Regions from separate parts of the Homo sapiens genome. Here region 1 is linked to region 2. A link is a contact called in ENCODE Hi-C data. All regions are on one chromosome and are shown on one strand. The core of a region is the stretch at or near the end of the contact, and the rest is flanking DNA. Distances in the headings are between cores, read along the strand shown. Region 1 holds the start of CITED1 (Cbp/p300 interacting transactivator with Glu/Asp rich carboxy-terminal domain 1). Region 2 holds the start of ZMYM3 (zinc finger MYM-type containing 3).

The links. A loop is a pair of places that touch in the nucleus more often than their neighbours do. Pooled maps may share reads with other maps.
Region 1: a loop to region 2 is called in a map of CD8-positive, alpha-beta T cell, with 10 times the contacts of the local background. The contact joins the promoter of CITED1 here to the promoter of ZMYM3 in region 2. A Hi-C loop is called at or near these places in 2 of 168 maps with a recorded cell type or tissue (CD8-positive, alpha-beta T cell and natural killer cell), 2 of 37 single-sample maps with no recorded cell type and 8 of 50 pooled maps.

The regions. Positions count from the first base shown.
Region 1 is chrX:72,304,496-72,307,473 of GRCh38, forward strand. CITED1 (Cbp/p300 interacting transactivator with Glu/Asp rich carboxy-terminal domain 1) reads right to left here and starts at 1,419. Exons shown (of 3, transcript NM_001144887.2): 1 at 1,330-1,419. LOC105373250 (a long non-coding RNA gene) reads left to right here and starts at 1,607. Exons shown (of 3, transcript XR_938441.2): 1 at 1,607-1,725. RefSeq lists a silencer at 2,404-2,698 and an enhancer at 2,425-2,474.
Region 2 is chrX:71,252,858-71,255,763 of GRCh38, forward strand. It overlaps ZMYM3 (zinc finger MYM-type containing 3), which reads right to left and starts at 1,283. Exons shown (of 25, transcript NM_201599.3): 1 at 1,172-1,283; 2 at 1-417. The coding sequence starts at 398. LOC105373247 (a long non-coding RNA gene) reads left to right here and starts at 1,951. Exons shown (of 4, transcript XR_938434.2): 1 at 1,951-2,143. RefSeq lists silencers at 1,779-1,828, 1,849-1,898.

The sequences.
Region 1 (2,978 bases), core at 169-2,668, 1.1 Mb after region 2:
CCTAGCACAATCAGTATCAGACAATTTTCCTGTCCTAAGAAAAATGTCTGGGGGCCCTGTCCATCTTTTCCTGTTCCTATCCAGCCTTCCCTCTCCTTTTTGCCGCTTGGTACCCGAATGTACAAAACGAAGAAAAAACAACAGGAGCAGCAGCAACAACAGCAAAACCAAAAGAGAAACATTAGAAAAATCAAAAGAGAGAACGAGCAAAAAAACTCTCTCTATTCTGATATCAGTTCGTGGGGGAAGACCATTTTACCGCGCCTCCCTCTTCAATCTGGGAGCTCCCCCAGAAGAGGCCCTGTGTCCATTCAGATCTTCTGCCTTCCATTACTGACCCACCACCCACCCTGACCCCAGCCTGGGTCTGCGCTCAATAGGCGCTCAGTAAGTGTTGTTGAATGCGTCTGAAGAAGCAATCGCATTTCCATCGGCATCCCTGGCTCTGCTTCCCCGGCTTTCTGCCCTCCTCCACCACCCTCTAGCCCGTTCGTGGGCAAAACTTGGCAACGCGGAAACGTCCCAGCCCGCTCTCCAAGCCGCGAGCTGACCACTGCGAAACGGCTGCGACAGGCGGCTGGGAAACCTAGAGCAACAAGTGCCTTCTCGCCGGCTGATGCCTGGCGGCCCCCCGGCCACCAGTTCCCAGTCCCGCTGCCCGCTCTTCGCTTCAGGCCTTCCCTTGGGCGAGCAGCCCCCTCCCGCCTAGACAGGGGTGGGAAGGGGAGAGGGAAAAGAGAAGGGAGAGGCAGGTGGGGGCCTCATCTTTAACCTGTTGGGGGACCAAAAGTTAAAATGGCACCAACCGGATGGTTCCATCTCGATTGCTATTTTCTCACTCAGAAGGAGAAATTTAAAAATCCAAACAGCACTGCGGCTTGGCTTGGACGCGCTCTAACCAGACCAGTCAGTTTCGCCACCTGAAAACTAAAGGCCCGTTGTTTGCGGACAGCTCGGCTGCCCTCCTCGCCGCATCCCAGATGGAGCCGCGGAACCGGGGGCGGCCGGGAGCATCCCTTGCACGGCGGGCGCGTGCACCCAGGCCACCGGGGCCCTGAGCGTCCGTTCCCGCAAGTGCTGTATCAGGAACTGATCTTAGAGACAGGATGGACAGGCAGGAAGGGGCACGGGGTGTCGGCCTCCGCGGCGAGTCCGCACTCCGGCGCCGGCTGCTGCCACTCTCGCGCCTGATCAACACTTACTGAGCGCCCGCTGAGCATCCGACGCGGCAGCAGGCTGAGCCTACCCCCTAGCCAAGCCGCCTGCGGTCAGTGCTAAAACCCCGCTAGGAGAAGAGTGAGAGAGGCTCGGAGAGGTGCGGTAACTTGCCCAAGGTCACAGCGCTAGAAAGTGGCGGAGCCGGGATTCGCAGCCAGGTCTCTCTGACTCCAAGTCCGGTGCTCTGCGAAGCAGGGACTCGGCGCGCGGCTCGCCAGCCCGCGTTTATAGGGAGAGGGGTGTGCGCGTGGGTGTGTGTGTGTGGGCGTGTGTCGGGGGAGGGGAGGGCTGAGGTCGACTGGGCAGTAGAGGCAAGTTGCCCAAATTCGCTAACTTCCATCCCGCAATTCCGCTGAACTCGGCCCGAAAAGCCCCCTCTTGCCTCAATTCCCCGAAGTAAATCTGAGCTTTGTGCAGCTCCGGAGCCAGAGCGTCCAGATGCGGTCCGGGAGATTAGCAAAGTCGGTGGAAGCCAAGCTGGAGAAAGCGCGGGCGCAGGGAGAAAAGGTGCTGCCGTCTCCCCGGGAGAAGCGGGCACCCGGCCCCGCTGGCCGGCAGGGGGGCGCGCTGGCAAGCGAACCCGAGCGCTGGCGGGCGGGCGGGCGGGCGGCCCCTCGCCCCCAGCAGAGCAGCTTTCCAACAGAAAGCAAGTCTCCCCAGAACCCTCCGGCCCGCCTGGCGGCCGCCCACTCCCCATACCCGCTCCACGGGAGTCCTCGGCCCCGCCGCCCAGCCCGGCGCCCAGCCCGGCGGCCCGGCTTACCTCTGAGAAGCCGCCTGCCCTGGAGAGAGGGAAGCGCGGAGCTCGGTGAGCCGCAAGAGAGGCGGCGGAGCCCCCAGCCCCTGGCACGCACGCCGCCGCCACCGCTACCGCGAACCGGTCGCGCTCAGCGCCCGCGGCCGCGCCGTTGGCCACCCGACCCCGGGGCGCCTGGGAAAAGCCCGCACCGCGCCGCGCCGCCGCTGCACCGCACAGTGCCGCGCCAAGCAGCCCCTGACCGAGCTGGTGCCCGCCCGCCCGCCCGCAGCTTCGGCGCCGGACTCCGGGGCGGTGGCGGTGGCGGCCACCGCGCTCCCTTCCCGGCGCTGGGGACCCGGCTCTCAAGCCCCCATTGCCGCCCGGAGAGCCCTGACGCACACGCACACGGCAGCAGACTGGCCTCGGCTAGGAATCCCAGGAAGGACAGACCCTTTTTTTCCCTTTTTTTTTCTCCCCTCAATTTCCACGTCTTTATAACCGGCTTAGGGCATTATTAGCACATGTCCTGGCTCGTGGGCGAGTTGGTGGCAAAATCTGAACTGGATACTCACGGAGGGCCCGCGCGGGTGCTGTGCCGTCCGCTGCTCTCTTCCTCCTCACCGAGAACTGCCCCTCGCCGGCGGACTACAAGAGGGCAGCCGGGCAGAGCGAGCTTCCTCTCGGCAGCTCAGCGGTGCCCCTTCTGCAGCTTTGCCGCCGGGCACATTTTTATAGCAGCGGCTGGCGTCTGTGGCCCTTTAAAGGCGCTCGAGCTGGTGCAGTCACCGCGGATCGTGTGAAAGCAAAGGGCCGGCTGGGGAACGGAGTCCACGCGGCCACGCGAGTCCGGCAGCCCTGTGGACCGGCCAAGGCTCCCGGGGTGGGGCTGGCGAGTCCGGGCTATGGGCAGCCCTCGCCCGGAGCCCTGGCCAGTGCCCGGCTTCTAAAGCTGTCGGGGGCCAGGGCCCGGGACACCGGCTCTCCCCACCGCCCTGCGTGGACTTGCCCAATAAATTCCACT
Region 2 (2,906 bases), core at 33-2,532:
TTTGCCCCAGCCCCTGGATCAGGTGGTACCACCTCAGGGGTCTGGCCCCCTGGTCCAGGCTCTAGGGTCTGATCTCCTGCATCCCATGCCAGGGTTCCCTCAGGACCGTGGTCCACCTCCGGGGGAGAGGGGGCTTTATAGAGCAGCCCCCCCAGCCCCAGCAACTCAGTGGCTCCATCCAGGACTCCAGGGTCTTTTTCCAGGCCAGCAGGGGTATCAAGCAGGTCCAGGGCTCCCGAGGATGGAGAAGGGCCAGGGGGGGCCCATCCTCGAGTTGGGGCAGTCTGGGATTCCAGTAGATCCTCTCCAAATTCCATGTCTACTGGTAGGTCTCCAGCCAGGGGCTTCTCTGGCAGGGTCAATGGGTCAAATGGACTGGGGAAATCACTGGGGTCCATGAGTATGGCTGGATATGTACTGCAGATTAGGAGTAGAAGAGGGGGCAGTAGAGGTGGTCTTAGCCTGAATTCCTTCTTATATAGGCTCTGAGACACACCCCATCATCCACTTGGATTTCTCATGAGCAGCCCCCACCACCACAATCTACAAGCATTTCCGAAGGCTTTAGTCCTAATGACCACTCCCCCCAATACAGCGCCCCCAGTGGGGAGAGGCGTTCCCCGCCCTGGCCCCGTGCCCACACTGGCCAGGCAGTCGGTCGTTCTACCCGCCCACCCCCCTACTCGACTGCAACTCCCATTCCCTTCCCCCCTTACCTTTTACCCCCCGCAACTCAGGCTGAACGCCCCCTTAGAGTCTCCTAAGGCCGTCGCCACCAGGAGCCTTTCCCGCCCCCGCGATCTCAGTTTCTATTCCCTCCCCACTCTGCAGGAGCCCCCCAGCTCCCCAGTCTTTACCCACCCTGTCTGGCCCCACCCCCCCTCCCCGCGTTGCTAGGTCCTCCCTCGGCCCTTCCCCCGCCCCCACAAACTGCCCTTCGCAACCCCTTCCCCCCAGTTACCTTTCAGGTCGCCCACTTCCTCAGCCCCGTCCCCCTTTCCCATTGCTCCTCCAGTCCTCCCTTCTCCTGTTGCCCACCCCCAACCTCAGGCATTTACAGGAAGACATTTTGGAGCTACGATCTCTCCTTAGACCCCCCCACCACCGCCTCCCGGCTACTGCAAGATCCCGCTTGCAGGTTCGGTTCGGCTTGAGCAGGCCCGACCCCTACCTGCGGCAGGGTTAGTGCAAAGGCTACAAGCCTAGAACTGCAGACAGCGACGGCCCCGCGCTCCTTCTCTACCTCCCTCCCTAGCAGCCGGGACAGGGGTCGCGGCCCCTTTAAATGGCAGCGCCGCTCGCAGCGCCCAGCGCTCTGCACCAGGCGGGCGGGCGGTGCCAGCAACCAACCCCATTGGCTGGCTCGAGGAGGGGGCTCGCGAGACAGCGCCGGCCCCCGGCGCGAGACTCCCAGTCCAGTGGCCGCCTGGAAATTGCGGAGTGGAATGCAGCCACTAGAGACGGCGCCTGAGCCCCCGCCCGGGGCCCCGTTAGTTGAGAAGGAAAAGATAGCCTCTGGAGCTTTGAAGCCGGCCCCCCGGGAAAGGCGGCGTCCCCTTTCCACCCAAGGGCCGAGTGCGCTCACCCACAAAAAACACAGATCTACGCACCTGCTCCCCTTACCTGGCTCAAGAGTCTGGCCCCCGTCACACCCTGCTCGCCCTACCTCCTGGAGCCCACTCTACCCGTGATCCCCTCCTCTCATTCAAATGGTTCCCGGTCCCCTCCCCCTCCCCGTGTCTCTCTTAGCTTCCCACTCGTGTTCACCCCCTCGGCGTCCGCCCCCCTCAATAGTCCCTACCTACGCCATGCAGCAGGCGCCTGCCAAGATTACCCTCCCCCATCCCCACCTCTCCGGGTCCCGCCCCCTGGGCGACTGTTGGGGTAGTGAGTGACAGCGGAGGACGGGGGGAGGCAGGGACCCAGCCCTCACGTGCCCCTCCTTCCCTTGTCTGCAGCCACGGGGCCCCCAAAACAGTCTGAGAGTCAGAGTTATGGGGTATCTGAAGCTTGATCCCCAGCCACACAGGTCGGGTTAAATGGCTCTGGCTCAGTGGCAACGCCTGTGCAGTAACCGTTACTGCTTGATGACCCCCAAACCAGGTCCTGCAAAGCTACCCCCTACTCTCTCAACAGTCTTAGGGTAAGTTCTGGGATCTTCTCCCTGAGTCTTCCTGCAGGAGCTCCCTGTATTATCTATGGAGTTTTCCTCCCTCACCAGGGCTGATCTCTCTCTCTCTCTCTCTCTCTCTCTCTCTCTCTCTCTCTCTCTCTCTCTCTCTCTCTCTCTCTGTATCTCTCTCTCTCTTTCTCCTCCAGCCCCCTTTCTGTCCTTGTCTGTCTCTCTCTTCTCGCTCTCTCTCTCTCTCTCCCCCTATCTCTTTTTGTCTCCTTCTCTGCCTCTCTGCTTCTCGTGCGCACGAGCACGCAGGCGCGCTACACGCTCCCCCCTCCTGGATGGTCCTTAGCATGTGGGTGTGGCTGAGGTTAGGCTAGAGAAGTGGAGTAGGGGTAGGTGGCACTAGCGTTAAGCCTACTGCCTTTAAAAAATTGTGCCAGCATCCATTCTCAGTCCGCATTATATTAATAGTTAGAGCACTTTACAATCCCCGCTCCCCACTTCCCACCACAGCCCCTAAGGGCTGAGAGCATTTAGTAGCCGAACTACTAGAGGAGGCTCAGGCTGGAAGGAAGTCTCCTTAGGAACAGGAAGGTTTGGTATCCAGTGCCTATTCTAGCCTGCCTCGTTGACTTCTGGCCTCTCCTCCTGGCCACACAAAGCCTCTCCTGCTCTTGTAGTCCTCGGGAGTTTACCCTCCCTTTTCTCATTCCTTTTCCCAGAAACCTTATCCTTGCTAGCTCCCCACATGGCCTTGAGGTTATCTTTGCTCCCTCCTACATACAGA